Regions from separate parts of the Homo sapiens genome. Here region 2 is linked to region 1. Evidence: read pairs that join two places in POLR2A ChIA-PET (ENCODE). Cell type or tissue: Panc1. All regions are shown on one strand. Links, peaks and the distances in the headings refer to the core of each region. The heading gives the core; the rest is flanking DNA.

Region 1 (8,280 bases), core at 1,977-6,976:
CCCCAGCCCACCCACCACAGGCAATTACTAGCCCTAGTTGATAGGTGAGGTGGGTGAAGAAGGCTGGAGGTGACATGTCCGAGGTCACACAACAAAGCAGCATGCAGGAACTAGAAACACATCTTCAGCCTCCTCCTGGGCCAGCTCTTGTGCTACAGGTGGGGCGGAGCCAGCCCCTCACCTTCCTGGTTCCCTGAGGGTCCTCAGGGTGGAGGACAGGTTTGGCCCAGAAAGACTAGCCAGAGGCCTGATGGTCCCAGGTGGCTCTGGATATACTTTGGATATGGATTTAAATGGTCTCTAAGAGCCGGGGGTAGGGGGCAGGAAAAGTGGGTTGTCTTTGCCCCTCAAAGTCCACCTACCTAGAAACCAAGCCCACGGTCTTGGCCGTGACCCTGATAATAAATGGGCTCTCTCAGAGGCGCCAGCCCCTCCCTCCCCAGCCGGAGGCGTCATCTCTCTTCTGTACCACTAGAGGGAGCTCTGATGCAGCTGGAGAGCAGCGCTCAAGGCTCTCGCCCCTCCCCTCCCTAACCCTTACCTTCAGTCTCCACCAGCCTGAAGGGCCTCCTAGGGGATCCTCAGGCGGCCCCCACCAGGGCACACCCTACTGTCCTTGTGCCTCACGCCCCCTCCTCATCCTGCACCCCTTCCATCCCACCTTCCCTTTCAATAAACAGCTGGGATGGATACTGACTTTGTTTCCTTTCTCCCTGGCCACTGGGGCGTGGGGAGGAGAAAGACACAGACTCAGGAGCACCTACTGTGTGCTGGGCACGACCCATTATTTCTCATTCGCTCCTCAGGATAACCTGTTGAGAAAGGAATTATTGTCTTCTTTTTTTTTTTTTTAAGATGTTGTCTCGCTCTGTCGCCCAGGCTGGAATGCAGTGGGGCGATCTTGGCTCACTGCAACCTCTGCCTCCTGGGTTCAACCAATTCTCCTGCCTCAGCCTCCCAAGTAGCTGATATTACAGGTGCACGCCACCACGCCTGGCTAATTTTTGTATTTATAGTGGAGACGGGGTTTTACCATGTTGGCCAGGCTGGTCTTGAACTCCTGACCTCAAATGATCCGCCTGCCTCGGCCTCCCAAAGTGCTGGGATTACCGGGTGAGCCACCTTACCCAGACTTATTGTCTTCATTTTACAGATGCGGTAACTGATGATCAGAGAGGTGAGTGATTTATTTTTTATTTTTATTTTTAATTCTTTTTTATTTTTTTCGAGACGGAGTCTGGCTCTGTCACCCAGGCTGGAGTGCAGTGGCACGAGCTCAGCTCACTGCAAGCTCCGCCTCCCGGGTTCATGCCAGTCTCCTGCCTCAGCCTCCCAAGTAGCTGGGACTATGAGTAGCTGGGACTACAGGTGCCTGCCAACACACCCAGCTAATTTTTTGTATTTTTAGTAGAGACAGAGTTTCACCATGTTAGCCAGCATGGTCTCAAATCTCCTGACCTCGTGATCCGCCCGCCTCGGCCTCCCAAAGTGCTGGGATTACAGGCGTGAGCCACCGCGCCCGGCCTATTTTTAATTCTTTTTATTTCAGTAGCCTTTGGGGTCAAAGTGGGTTTTGGTTACATGAATTAGTTCTATAGTGATTCTGAGATTTTAGTACACCTATCACCTGAGCAGTGTATACTGTACCCAATACGCAGTTTTTTATCCCTCATCCCCTCCCAACCTCCCTGGACTCAGTCCCCAAAGTTCGTTATATCACTCTGTATGCCTATGCATCCTCATAGCTTAGCTTCCGCTTATATAAGTGAGAACCTACCGTATCTGGATTTCCGTTCCTGAGTTACTTCACTTAGGATAATGGCCTCCAGCTCCACCCAAGTCCTGCAGTGGATTTAAATGCTCAGCCTAGGGCCTGGAGGGGTGGCTGGGCCAGGCGAGGTGGCTCACGCCTGTAATCCCAGGACTTTGGGAGGCCGAGGTGGGTGGATCACCTGAGGTCAGGAGTTCAAGACCAGCCTGGCCAACATGGTAAAACCCCATAACTACTAAAAATACAAAAATTAGCTGAGCATGGTGGTGCATGCCTGTAATCCCAGCTACTCGGGAGACTGAGGCAGGAGAATTGCTTGAACCCGGGTGGTGGAGGTTGCAGTGAACCAAGTTCACACCATTGCACTCCAGCCTGGGCAACAGAGCAAGCCTCTGTCTCAAAAAAAAAAAAAAAAAGTGCTTAGCCTGATTGGCCTATTGCCTGAGTGTGGAGCTCCTGTCTTTGGGTGGGAAGGAGATTTCTCAGCCACCTTGAGAACACACTTCCTCTAGTTCTGAAAGGAATGTGAGGGCCAGGGTGTGGGAGAGGGGGCTGAAGCCAAAGGTAAGATCTTTTCCAGGCCTGGAAGAGTAATTAACCCCTTTTGGCACTCACCAGGGGCTGGGCCTTGTTCTTAGTGCCTTACAGAATTCGGGAATTCATTTAACCAGGACGACAACCTCTGAGGTGGCGGCTATTATTCTCAAACCTAGTTTTTCCTAAACTCCAGGCTTGCGTTCCCATCTGCATTCACCTGGATGTTGAATTTAAACTCAACTATCTCAAACTGTTCTCCTTGTTACCACCCCTCCCTGACCAAACCTGCCTCTACTATGCTGCCCACGTCTTAGAGAGTAGCGTCCCCATTCTTCTGGCTGCTCCAGCCAAAACCTCCTCTCTTTCCTCACACCCTGTATCCAATCCATCAGCAAGTCCTGTCAACTCAACCTTGGAAATATATCCTGTACCCAACTACACCTCGACATCCCCGTGGCTGATTCCATGGTCTGAACCACCAGCGACCAGCGCCTCGATCTGGATCATTGCACCAGCTTCCCCCGGTCTCCTGGCTTCTGAGTTTTGAACCCCACCCTACTCCACGCCTTGACTCCCCAAGTCTAATTACTACACAGTAGCCAGACAGATCTTGTTAGAACATAAACTAGGTCATGTTCCTCCTCCGCTCCAAACCTTCCCATGGCTCCCACCTAACTCAGAGTAGCCAAAACCCTCCCTGTGGCCTCCAAGGCCCTACACAATTTGCTGATTTCCACTCCCCCCGCACTTTCCTCTGTAACCCCAACTCCCACCACTCTCCAGGTTCCTGTGTCCTCTCCAGCCAGGATCCTGACTCAGGGCCTTTGCCTCACTGTTCCCTCTGCTGGGGTACTCCTCCCCAGTTGACGACATGGGCAGTTCCTTCAAGTCGTTGCTCAAACATCACCTTCTCAGCAAGGCCTTCCCTGAGCAGCCTATTAGAATTGCAACCAGGCCAGGCGCAGTGGCTCAAGCCAGTAATCCCAGCACTTTGGGAGGCCGAAGCAGGTGGATCTCCTAAGGTTGGGAGTTCGAGACCAGCCTGACCAACATGGAGAAACCCCGTCTCTACTAAAAATACAAAATCACCCAGGCATGGTGGCACATGCCTGTAATCCCAGCTACTCGGGAGGCTGAGGCAGGAGAATCACTTGAACCTGGGAGGCGGAGATTGTGGTGAGCTGAGATCGCACCATTGCACTCCAGCCTGGGCAACAAGAGCGAAACCCCATCTCAAAAACAGGAAAAACAAAAAACAAAAAAATGCAACCATGCCGGCCAGGTGGAGTGGCTCACACCTGTAATCCCAGCACTTTGGGAGGCCAACGTGGGCAGATCACCTGAGGTCAGGAGTTGGAGACCAGCCTGGGCAACATGGTGAAACCCTATCTCTACTGAAAATACAAAAATTACCCAGGCATGGTGGCACGTGTCTGTAATCCCAGCTACTTGAGAGGCTGAGGCATGACAATCACTTGAACTCGGGAGGTGGAGGTTGCAGTGAGCCAAGATCGCGCCATTGCATTCCAGCTTGGGCGACAGAGCGAAACTCCATCTCAAAAAAATAAAAGGAAGCTAACACAGAGTATAAATGGTGCAGGCAGTTTGACAATATCAAAATAGAAAATACACATGCCCTTTGATTTCTCCCTCTTATGCAGGTGGATCTATAGATTCAACTCTACATGTTGGAACACTATAGTATTATTTGTAATTAAAGCATTTGGAAACAACCTAAATGCTCATGGTAGGGGACTATTAATAAAATACGGTAAGGCTGAGTGCAGTGGCTCACGCCTGTCATCCCAGTACTTTGGGAGGCCAACGCAGGAGGATCACTTGAGGCCAGGAGTTCAAGACCAACCTGGGCAACATAGGGCAACATAGCAAGGCCCCATCTCTACAAAAAATTAAAAATTAGCTGGGCATGGTGGCACACGCCTGTAGTCTCAGCTATTAATATTTGGGAGGCTGAGGCAGGAGGATCACACCACTGCACTTTAGCCTGAATACTGAGTAACAAAGCAAAACCCTGTCTCTCTTAAAAAAAAAATTGGGGGGAAGGACAAGTCTTTTTTCTTTTCTTTTCTTTTCTTTTCTTTTTTTTTTTTTTTTTGAGATGGAATTTCACTCTTGTTGCCCAGGCTGGAGTGCAATGGTGTGATCTCGGCTCACGGCAACCTCCGCCTCCTGGGTTCAAGCAATTCTGCTTCAGCCTCCCGAGTGGCTGGGATTATAGTCATGCGCCACCACACCTGGCTAATTTTGTATTTTAGGTAGAGACGGGGTTTCTCCATGTTGGTCAGGCTGGTCTTGAACTCCCAACTCCTGGCCTCGGCCTCCCAAAGTGCTGGGATTAGAGGTGTGAGCCACCGTGCCCAGCCAGGACAAGTCTTCTTACAGAAGAATTCCAATTAGTAAATGTAGAAGGATTGAGAGAAATTGAAAAATCATCATTAGAACACCGGAATAATAATTGCTGCAGGCAACATCTACCAATGAACAATAAAATGAGTGGGTGAAACTTTAAGGAGAAACAAGGTTTTTTTTTTAGAAACGGGATCTTACTACATTGTCCAGGCTGGTCTGGAACTCCTAGGCTCAATGGGATCCTCCCACCTCATGCTCCCCAGTAGCTGCTACTACAGGCACATACCACCCCACCAGGCTTGAAACAAAATATTTGCATAGCCTCAAAGTATCTATCCCCAAATATGTATTAATTAGTATGGTGGTTTTAACATATGCATACATGTTCTTTGATGCTCTGCCATCTAGGAAATGGAGCTTAATTTTTCTCCTCTTGAGTGTGGGCTGGACTCAGCAACTTGCTTCTAACAAGTAGAATGTGGAAAGGCAAAAACAGTGACTTCACAGTGGAAAAATCTGGCAGACACCACCTTAACCAAATGAAGGCTGGCACCACCAGTCAAAAGTCTTGTTGATATCACAGCCTCTGAAATGATGTGGTGAGAAGGGCACTTGGCCTGAGTGGCATTCTTCCCCCAAATCCGTAACGTCAGCCTAATCATGAGAAGACCCATTCTACAAAAGATCTGACCAGCACTCTTCAAATGTGTCCAGGTCACGAAAGACAAGGAAAGGACAAGAAACGGTCTCAGGTTGGAGGAGACTAAGGAGACGTGGCTGAAGGATACACAGGATCTCCCTGTACTGTCCATGTAACTCTTCAATAAATCTACAATTATTTCAAAATAGCAAAAAATACGATTGCTGGCCGGGCACAGTGGCTCACGCTTGTAATCCCAGCACTTTGGGAGGCCAAGAAGGGCAGATTACTTGAGGTCAGGAGTTTGAGATCAGCCTGGCCAACATGGTGAAACCCTGTCTCTACTAAAAATGCAAAAATTAGCTGGGCGTGGTGGCATGTGTCTGTAATTCCAGCTGCTCGAGTAGCTGAGGCAGGAGAATGGCGTGAACCCGGGAGGCGGAGCTTGCAGTGAGCCGAGATTGCGCCACTGCACTCCCGCCTGGGCCACAGAGCGAGACTCCGTCTCAAAAAAAAAAAAAAAAAAATTACTGTGGTCAAGATGGAATAACAGGGATCTGGTTTAACACACCCCAAAAAGGACCTAAGAAAGGACCATTCCCTCTCCTCTCTGAGGTGGGAAGATCTGGGAAGGAGAGGAGGCTGACCAGTGGGGTCTACCTTCTGCTCCACCCCTCTTCTATCCAAGAGTCTGAGCACCCAACCCCCACACCACCCTGGAGGCTCCCGCCCTCGTGCTGAGTCTGGCATGCCCTCCCCATCCCTACTGGCCCAGGGGACTAGGTTAGCTCAGAGAAGCCCTTCTAACTCACCCACAACTGGACCAAAGAAGGATTGATCTGGGGCCACTGCCTGGTCCCTGGGAGCACTGTGCTAGGGCAGGGGGCTGAGATGCCCCAGGGTAAGAGACAGAACAGTGATTTTTTTTTTTCTAAGACAGAGTTTCGCTCTTATTGCCCAGGCTGGAGTGCAATGCGCGATCTTGGCTCACCGCAATCTCCGCCTCCCAGGTTCGAGCGATTCTCCTGCCTCAGCCTCCCGAGTAGCTGGGATTACAGGCATGTGTCACCACGCCCCCCGGCTAATTTTGTACTTTTAGTAGACACAGGGCTTCTCCATGTTGGTCAGGCTAGTCTCAAACTCCTGACCTCAGGTGATCCTCCCACCTTGGCCTCCCAAAGTGCTGGGATTACAGGCATGTGCCACCGCACCCGGCCAAAAACAGTGATATTCATATAGATGGGGGAGGGATTAATGGGGGTGGAGTGAGAGAGAGCCTGCTGGAGCAGTCCGAAAGGCAGGCATTCCTTCTGTTCAGCAACATTCCTGCCCCCACAATCTCCTCCCACAACTTATATCTAGTGCAGGCTGAGAGTGAATCTGTCTGCCAGTGTTCAAGCCACTGTGTGAACCTGAGTTTCTTAACCGTTCTGAGTGTCAGGAGTTTTTTTCATCTCCAAAATAGGAGCAACAAGGATACCAATCCCTTGAGATTGTATGAAGCTTAATGCACTTAACACAGCACCTGGCACGTAGACATGCTCCCTAAATGCCAGCTGTTATTATGAAAGAGAGAAGTCTGAGGTTCAGAACTAGCAGGCAACACATAATCTATAATGATGGATGGCTCAGACAGGGTCCTGTCCTATAGGGACTCACAGTCTAGTGGAAAGGACAGTCCTGTGGACAGCAAATGGCAATATACCTGGGTAAGTACTGTAATAGAATAACAAAGTAATATCCTATCACGGGGCAGTCACGGGGGCAGTGAGAGACAAGCGCTTGTCCATGCCAGGCTCTGTACTCAGTCCATCACATACATTAGGTCTTGCAGTCCTCATACCACCATAAGGTGGTTACCATTATCTCCAATTCACAGAAAAGCAAACAGTATGGAGTGTTTAAGCGTCCTGTCCGAGATGGCATAGCTAGTGGAGCTGAAATTTGAACCCAAGTAATCCAGGTCCAGAATGCCCCGGATGCAGAAATGACCACACAGATTCTACCAATGAACTAACCTGATAAGGTTGGAGGTCATACTCATAACCCCTCACACAGGTCCACACAGACACAGGCAAGCACACCCATGTCTATTCAGATACACACCAATTCCTGTCTATGACGAGCGCTCAGAAAATCCTCCACAACACCACACCAGGAATGATGTGCATTTTGAGAAAAAAAAAAATCAGCTCTGAAGACCTCACAGACACATGCAGTGAAATGTAAATGGAGGGACCCACCCAAGTTCTTGAATAGCACATTACATGCCTGGATGCACATCAGCGGGCATGTAAATGATGACGAGGAGGTCTGCAGACACTGACACGCTGCATTTGCACTCACTCTGCTACTGAATTTTTTAGCAGCTACATTTACTGAGCACCTACTGTATGTAAGGAAAGATAAAGCAGCCGGGAGCTGTGGCTCACGCCTGTAATCTCAGCGCTTTGGGAGGCCAAGGCAGGTGGATCACCTGAGCTCAGGAGACCAGCCTGGCCAACATGGTAAAACCTTGTCTCTACTAAAAATAATACAAAAATTAGCTGAGTGTGGTGGCATGCACCTGTAATCCCAGCTACTCAGGAGGCTGAGGCAGGAGAATCGCTTGAACCCAGGAGGTGGAGGTTGCAGTGAGCCAAGATCACGCCATTGCACTCCAGCCTGGGTGACAGAATGAAACTCTGTCTCAAAGAAAAAAAAAAAAAAAAGTAAAAAAGATAAAGCTCAGAGAAGTGAAGTGGCTTGCCCAAAGTCAAATGGCTGAGATTCAAACCCTGGCCCTATAATATTAGGCAACGGTGTCTCCCTCCACCACTGTGCAGATGCATCCATGAGTGAAGAGATGTGCTATGGCTGGATTCCCTCATTGACATTCCCTGTGACCTTGGACATGGCATGGCCTTGTCTGGCCCACATTCTCATGTTGAGTCCATTCACAGGTGTGCTCCATGGATGTGCA
Region 2 (7,226 bases), core at 447-5,446, 130 kb after region 1:
CTTGATAGCTGGCAGCTTTCAAAATTACTGAAAGTCAATTTGAATGGGGAAAGAGCATTTTCTAAGATAAAATTGTGTTTTGGAATTTATTTCCATTTGATTTCTTCCACCTCTCTAATCATGTTTTTGTGTGTGTGTGTGTGTGTGTGTGTGTGTGTACACACAGGTAATACATTCACATGGTTCAAAATACAAAAGGTTCAAAAAAGTATACAAAGGCCAGGTGCAGTGTCTCACGCCTGTAATGCCAGCACTTTGGGAGGCCAAGTTGGGCGGATCACCTGAGGTCAGGAGTTCAAGACCAGCCTGGCCAACATGGTGAAACCCCATCTCTACTAAAAATACAAAAATTAGCTGGGCGTCATGGCGGGCGCCTGTAGTCCCAGCTACCTGGGAGGTTGAGGTGGGAGAATCGCTTGAACCCGGGAGGCGGAGGCTGCAGCAGCTGAGATTGTGCCACTGCACTCCAGCCTTGGCCACAGAGCAAGACCTTGTCTCCAAAAAAAAAAAAAAAAAAAAAAAAAAAAAAAAAAAAAAAAAAAATATATATATATATATATATATATATATGAGAACATTATTATACATTCTTCTCCACTCCTCTTAGACATGGCTCTGCATCTCACTTTTTCTTTTGAGACAGAGTCTCACTCTCACCCAGGCTGGAGGGCAACGGTGCGATCTCGGCTCACTGCAACCTCTGCCTCCCAAGTTCAAGCGATTATCTTGCCTTAGCCTCCAAGTAGCTGGGATTAAAGGCGCCGCCGCCACGCCCAGCTAATTTTTTGTATTTCCAGTAGAGACAGGGTTTCGCCATGCTGGCCAGGCTGGTCTCGAACTCCTGACCTCAAGTGACCCACCCGCCTCAGCCTCCCAAAGTGCTGGGATTACAGGCATGAGCCACTGCACCTGGCCCTGCATCTTGCGTTTTAAATTTCACATTATTATATTGGAGTTGGAGATCTAACAGAACATGAAACTCTTATTCTACTGGCTGCACCACATTCCATTAAATGGATATACCATAACTGATTTAACCAGTTTCCTACTGATAGCTATTCTCAATGTTTTGTTATTACAAATAAGGCTACAAGTAAGTTTGGATATACATTACTCTGTACAGAGGTAGGATACTCAAGGGGTAAATTCTAGAAGGCAGTTAGTTCTTTTCTTAAAAAAGAGGAGGGCAACAGCAATTATTTGAGGATATGTAAGTAAATGCCTTCACTACCAGATATGCACCCACTTGGATGTTGCCTATATGTATAATTCTTATGCTATGTGCCTGTAGTTCCTTTGGAATAACTGGGTACTCTATAAAAATTCACTGTGCGTCACAATGATCCAATAATGGAAAACCATTTTACTTATGTTTTTACAACTGATAGGCACTCTATAGTTGCTCTGGCACATGTCACGGAACTGTCCTTGTACACATACACACCTATGTATAAACCCCACCTCTATACCCCATTTCTTAACATTGTTTCTAAGGGCCATGTAACTACTGTCATTTCAAACTATAAGATGAAATGGTGTATTTTTCCTTTTCATGGCTTGGCACTTTCAAGCCCCTATGCCAAAAATTTTCAGCCAGGAATGCTGAGATTCTAGCCTAGAAGGGGATACCCTACTCAAGACAGTATCACTAAAGTATACCAAATGTCAAGCATGCTGAAACCTGGTTAAAAAAAAGTCACAAGGCCACCAGTACGGAGAAGAGAAGGTATACAAGAAATCAGACCACAAAGCTAAGAACAGTAATTGACTTCCACATTTTTTTAAAGAAAATTTACCAATGAACTGACCTGACATCATATTGGCGCTGCTGACGGGCGTACTGCCCCCTGGCATGCTAGATGAACCCATTCGAGCCTGGTCCTTCACAACAGTGTCTAGAAAAGAGACAAAAAGGCTAGGTTCTGTTTTGCTTGAAAGATTAAACTAATGGTCTGGAAGCCTGAAAGCAGCCAGCTTCATTCTTTGCAATTTATATATACTCTACATTATTCCCCAAAGAACTTAAGGTGGCAATTGCCTTCACCATGAATTAGACAAGTGGTAAAAAGCAGAAATAGCTTTCCTATCAAACTGTGGTAAAAGCTAACCTTTCAATCAAATGGTAGAAAGATGAGGTAATTATTTATAGCAGAGCGAATTTAATGAAGCCCTGGTCCTGTTGAGGTTTAATGGAGACAAGACACTGTAACTCGGCAAAGACGGTAATATATTACCAGTGTGTCCACAGCCCAGTACCAAGTAGGCCAAAGCTATAGGTCCATGTAGCTTAGGGCTATGACCACATTCTCTATCCCAATCAGCCTATCTATCTGCTTCAGGTATTGGGCAAAAGTATAAATGATTCAGTACAAAACCATCACACCGAAGGAAAAATGTCATGTTGCAGCTAACATCACAGTGCAGATGGGGTGGGTCTCAGTGGTATTTTCACTTAGGATGGCACAGGTGGCTATACTCACAAATCTAAGTCAAGGTGTTCATACAATTTTAAGATTTGTAAGCCTCATTAGCTCTTTCCAACGAATGATTACTAGGGACAGGAAAGATACAGGGCTGTGTATTCTAATTCAACCATTCCAGACTGAGGCACTGAGAAGTGTCATCCTCACAGTATGAAAAGAGTTTATTTAGGAATGCTCTTGTGTCATGTATTCTGTTACAGAAGAATTCTTCCAGTAATTCTGCAATGTAGTTGCCATCACTATCCCCACTGGAAGAATCTGAGGCTCAGTGTGGGTGAATTAACTTTGCAGCAAGCTGACAGGAGCTGGGATTACGACTCTGTTCTATAGGACTCTGCGCCTGCACAAACTCTGTGGGCTAGATATCTGGACTCACAGAAATAGGGGTGCTCCATTGCCTCTCTTGCAGTAAGCCGTGACTGGTGGTCATATCGCAGCAGTTTGTCCAGGAAATCCAAGGCCTCAGGGCTGACAAGGTGCTGATTTTCACTGTGGACAAAGCGTTCCCATCGCTTTCGAGAGTGTCTGCAGGACCAAAAGAGGGCATGAGAAATGGGCCACGTGGGCACAGAAGCCCAACATTTCATTCCTACATTTTTCTTAGTGGCTAACAGCCCAGACAAAAGCAAAGAGGGATCCAAACTCAAGAGGGTAGTCTTGCACCGCTCTGCCACTGAGTGGGACAACAAAGCTAACTGGAGACTGGAAACAACATAGCTAGAGTGAAAAAAGACATCTGAGTCCTCTCAATTTTAAGAAACATAATTCAGGTTACTTGACAGGACGTGACCGCTTCTGTGTAGCAAGGAGGGTCAGGTGGCTGAGCTCACCAGGCCTATTTCCCATCCCCACACATATTCCTGGCATCTCTGCCAATTGGCCAGCAAAAGCCTTTGCATCAGGAAAGTCCATCTCCTCCTGTTGAGTGGTTAAGTGTATAAGTACTATATCTAGTCACTACTGTTAAGAGTCGGTTGTCTGCATATAGCCTTTTTTTTTTTTTTTTTGGAGACAGGGTCTCACTCTGTTGCCCAGACTGGAGCGCAGCCACATGTTCATTGCTCTCTGTAGCATTCCCTCCTGGGCTCAAGGGAAGCTCCTGCCTCAGCTTCCTAGTAGTCTGGACTACTGCCACACATCACCATGCATGGAGTCGAGGGTCTCATTATGTTGTCCAGGCTGGTCTCCAACTCCTGGGCTCAAGTGATCCTCCTAAAGTTCTGGGATTACAGATATGAGCCACCGTGCCCAGCCTGCACATCAGTCTTAAAGCATGCATTTTCTACTTCAATTTCTTTCTCTTGGAGAGAGGTTTTTCACTTAAAGAAGCAAGGTAAATTTTGATTTTTGCCTCAACTGTAACCCTTCTACTAGAATCTACATTCATTTTGTAGGAATCCTCTAGCTATAACCCCTCCATCAGACTCCTGTAAGTTAATTTGAATAAAGGGCCATTCAATCCAATGCCTTTATCAGAGGCCTGCTCAATGCAGCATCCTGTGGCACTGGACCACTGACATCCTGACAGTGCTGGCAAAGAAAACATAACTATTTTGAAGATCCTAAGTGCCAGTTCACTCTCAAAGTGCTTAAGCCACAGATGCACATATTTTGTTTCATGACTTACCTGCCCAAGATATCATTGAAACGTGGATCTAATTCAATGTTGTATTTGTCAATATAGTCATATAAATCTTCTGTCCCCAGAACCTTGGCTATCCTCACCAACTAGTATTAAAGAAAGACAAAAACCCATATCACAAGCATATTATATTAACAAATCAACAATTAACAATGATTGAATTTACATAAACGGGTCATCATGTCTACAGGTATGAATGCTACCTCCTAACAGTTTAGACTTCAACTCAATGTGATAGTGTTAGAAAAAGCAAACTACTTTATAAACTGGTTTCTTCCTCTTGAAATGTCACCCTGGTGAACCCTTATTTTTCTCCCCTCAAAACCCAATTGAAGATGTCACTTCTTTTGGGAAGCTCCCATTGCACACTCAAACTACTCACCACTACTGCCTTTTGTGCCTTGTCCACATTTCTACTCTGAAGTTATGACTGTAACCTATTTTGTTGTATGTTTGACTCCCTTACAAGATCAGCTATGAACTATCTGAGGGGAAGAAAACTATTCTTTCTTTTTTCTGTATTCCTCAGTACTGCATGCACTTGATACAGAGTTATTGACTTTAATGGAATTCAGGTTGTATTCTTTGACTCATTAAAATTGGACATGGTGCTCAAAGGGAACAAGACAATGGTACCTTCCACAAGGTCCTAGAATCATTCCAGGTTCTTGTGAATGAAAGAGCCCTTTGATCTTCAAGGGGGAAGTGGAGTTAGTTTAAGAAACATCTGTAACTCAACCCATATAAAGAGCCAAAAGGATCACAGAAATACCACATATGGGCTCACATATTGGAGAAAACACCATATTGGAGATAAGGGTTTATTAGGAGAATTCTAAGGTAATGTCCTATTTTAAAAATCTGGATGACAATTTATATGTATTCTTCACAATAAAATAAGCAATGCAAATGACAAAGACTAGGGGGGAATGTCTGATTTCAAAAGGCTAAGCTGGTAGCTCCCGAAACATCAATCTAAGGATCAATATCGGGGTGGCTGAATAAACAGTGAACTGAAAGTTACAGGCAGTGCTGGCTATCATTGCATTAGGCCAGTACATTTTTCAATGGGTATAACATATATTACCTGATCATAATTGTCATGTCCATGGAAAAATGGCTCCTTCCGAAAGATCATACTTGCCAGCATACAACCCAAACTCCACATATCCAAACTATAATCGTACATCTGCATAAAAGTAAACTCACTGTTATTATCTGTGAATCCTCAGGCTTGTCACTTCAAAATAAAAAATTAATTTTTAAAATTAAAAAAAAATCACTCCACTGACTCAAAATCAAAACACTAATAACATCTTCATATATTTCTTTTTAGTCTTTCTTTTTTTTTTTTTTGGAGACAGAGTCTCACTCTGCTGCCCATGCTGGAGTGCAGTGGCGCAATCTTGGCTCACCACAACCTCCGCCTCCCGGGTTCAAGCAATTCTCCTGCCTCAGCCTCCTGACTAGCTGGGACTACAGGCGCGTGCCACCATGCCTGGCTAATTTTGTATTTTTAGTAGAGACGGGGTTTCACTACGTTGGCCAGTGGTCTCAAACTCCTGACCTCATGATCTGCTCGCCTCAGGTTCCCAAAGTGCTAGGATTACAGGCATGACCCACCGTGCCTGGCTAGTTTTTTCTTTTTTTTTTTTTTTTAGTTTTTTTTTTAGTTTTTTCTTTTATGCATCTTTCACTCGGTTTTAAAACAATTTTTACTTTTTTTTTTTTTTTTTGAGACAGAGTCTTGCTCTGTCGCCCAGGCTGCAGGGGTGTGATCTTGGCTCATTGCAACTCAGCTTCCCAGGTTCAAGCAATTCTCTGCCTCAGCCTCCTGAGTAGCTGGGATTACAAGCGCCCACCACCGCGCCTGGCTAATTTTTTTGTATTTTTAGTAGAGACAGGGTTTCACCATCTTGGCCAGGCTGGTCTTGAGCTCCTGACCTTGTGATCCACTTGCCTTGGCCTTTCCAAGTGCTGGGATTATAGGCGTGAGCCACTGTGCCTGGCTCTTTTTTTTTTTTTTTTAAAGACACAGGGTCTTGCTCTGTTGCCCAGGCTGGAGTGTAGTGGCGTGATCATAGCTCACTGCAGCCTCCAACTCCTGGGCTTAGGCCTCCTGAGTAGGTAGGATTACAGGCATACACCACTATGCTCAGCTAATATACATACTATTTTGAATTGTTTTCTTCACTTACATGAAAAAAAAAAAAAAAAAACCTCCAAATTGTTAGCCCATGGAGACCATCTAATGTGTATCATTAGTATTTTATTACATAAATGTTTCAGAATTCAATCTTTAATTTTCCTATAATAGGACAGTGTTCTGTTTTTCACAATTATTAGTAATACTGTAAAAACTATTTTTATGCATAAAATGCTTTTTGAACTCAGGGCTATAGCCTTAAGACCCCAAGAAAGAAATTCCTACAAGAACAAAAAGTCTGAAACTTTTAAAATCAACTGATAATAACCTGGAAAGACTGGGCATAAAAGATACTCCCAAGAAAACTTCAGATTTTTAAACACTTGGCAAATCTATTATTAATTTGGTTCCTTTCTCCTTTTTCTGTGAGGAGAAAGAAGGCTTTTTGGGGGAGCTGGGGAGAAGACCTTTTTATTTAGTATACAATTCAGAAGAACAAGAAAACATTCTTGAATTTACTCTGAAGATTGGTTAAACTTAGTTACAGGATGGGCATGGTGGCTCATGCCTGTAATCTCAGCACTTTGGGGAGCCAAGGTGTGAGGATGGGTTGTGCCCAGGAGTTTGAGATCAGCCTGGGCAACATAGTGAGACTTTCTCTCTACACACAAAAAAATTAAAAATTAGCTGGGTGTGGTAGTGCACGCCTGTAGTCCCAGCTACTCAGGAGGCTAAGCTGGAAGGATCACTTGAGCCCAGAAGTTCGGGGCTGCAGTCAGCTATGATCATGGCATTGCACTCCAGCCTGGGCAACAGAGCAAAACCCTGCCTCAGAAAACAAACAAAAGGCCGGGCGTGGTGGCTCACGAGGGCAGGAGATCGAGACCATCCTGGCTAACACAGTGAAACCCAGTCTCTACTAAAAATACAAGAAAAATTAGCTGGGGTGGTGGTG

What was found. ChIA-PET counts read pairs that join two places held together with the same protein. Peaks named below come from ENCODE experiments on the same cell type or tissue, not always from the same donor. Only the 100,000 strongest peaks of a DNase experiment are listed, where the experiment ranks them.
Region 2: POLR2A ChIA-PET joins it to region 1 with 9 read pairs; 16 of 35 experiments call an interaction of 5 or more read pairs at or near these places.

The regions. Positions count from the first base shown.
Region 1 is chr20:354,173-362,452 of GRCh38, forward strand. It overlaps NRSN2 (neurensin 2), which reads left to right. Exons shown (of 5, transcript NM_001323682.2): 5 at 1-690. Among named protein-coding and RNA genes, the nearest start is that of NRSN2, 11 kb to the left of the region's middle. RefSeq lists a silencer at 2,073-2,367. In Panc1, for the core only: no CTCF peak of the experiment used is centred there; no DNase peak of the experiment used is centred there; H3K27ac peaks cover 2,740 bases.
Region 2 is chr20:484,568-491,793 of GRCh38, forward strand. CSNK2A1 (casein kinase 2 alpha 1) reads right to left here. Exons shown (of 14, transcript NM_177559.3): 10 at 5,213-5,314; 11 at 4,111-4,211; 12 at 2,860-3,008; 13 at 1,809-1,895. Among named protein-coding and RNA genes, the nearest start is that of TBC1D20, 26 kb to the left of the region's middle. In Panc1, for the core only: no CTCF peak of the experiment used is centred there; no DNase peak of the experiment used is centred there.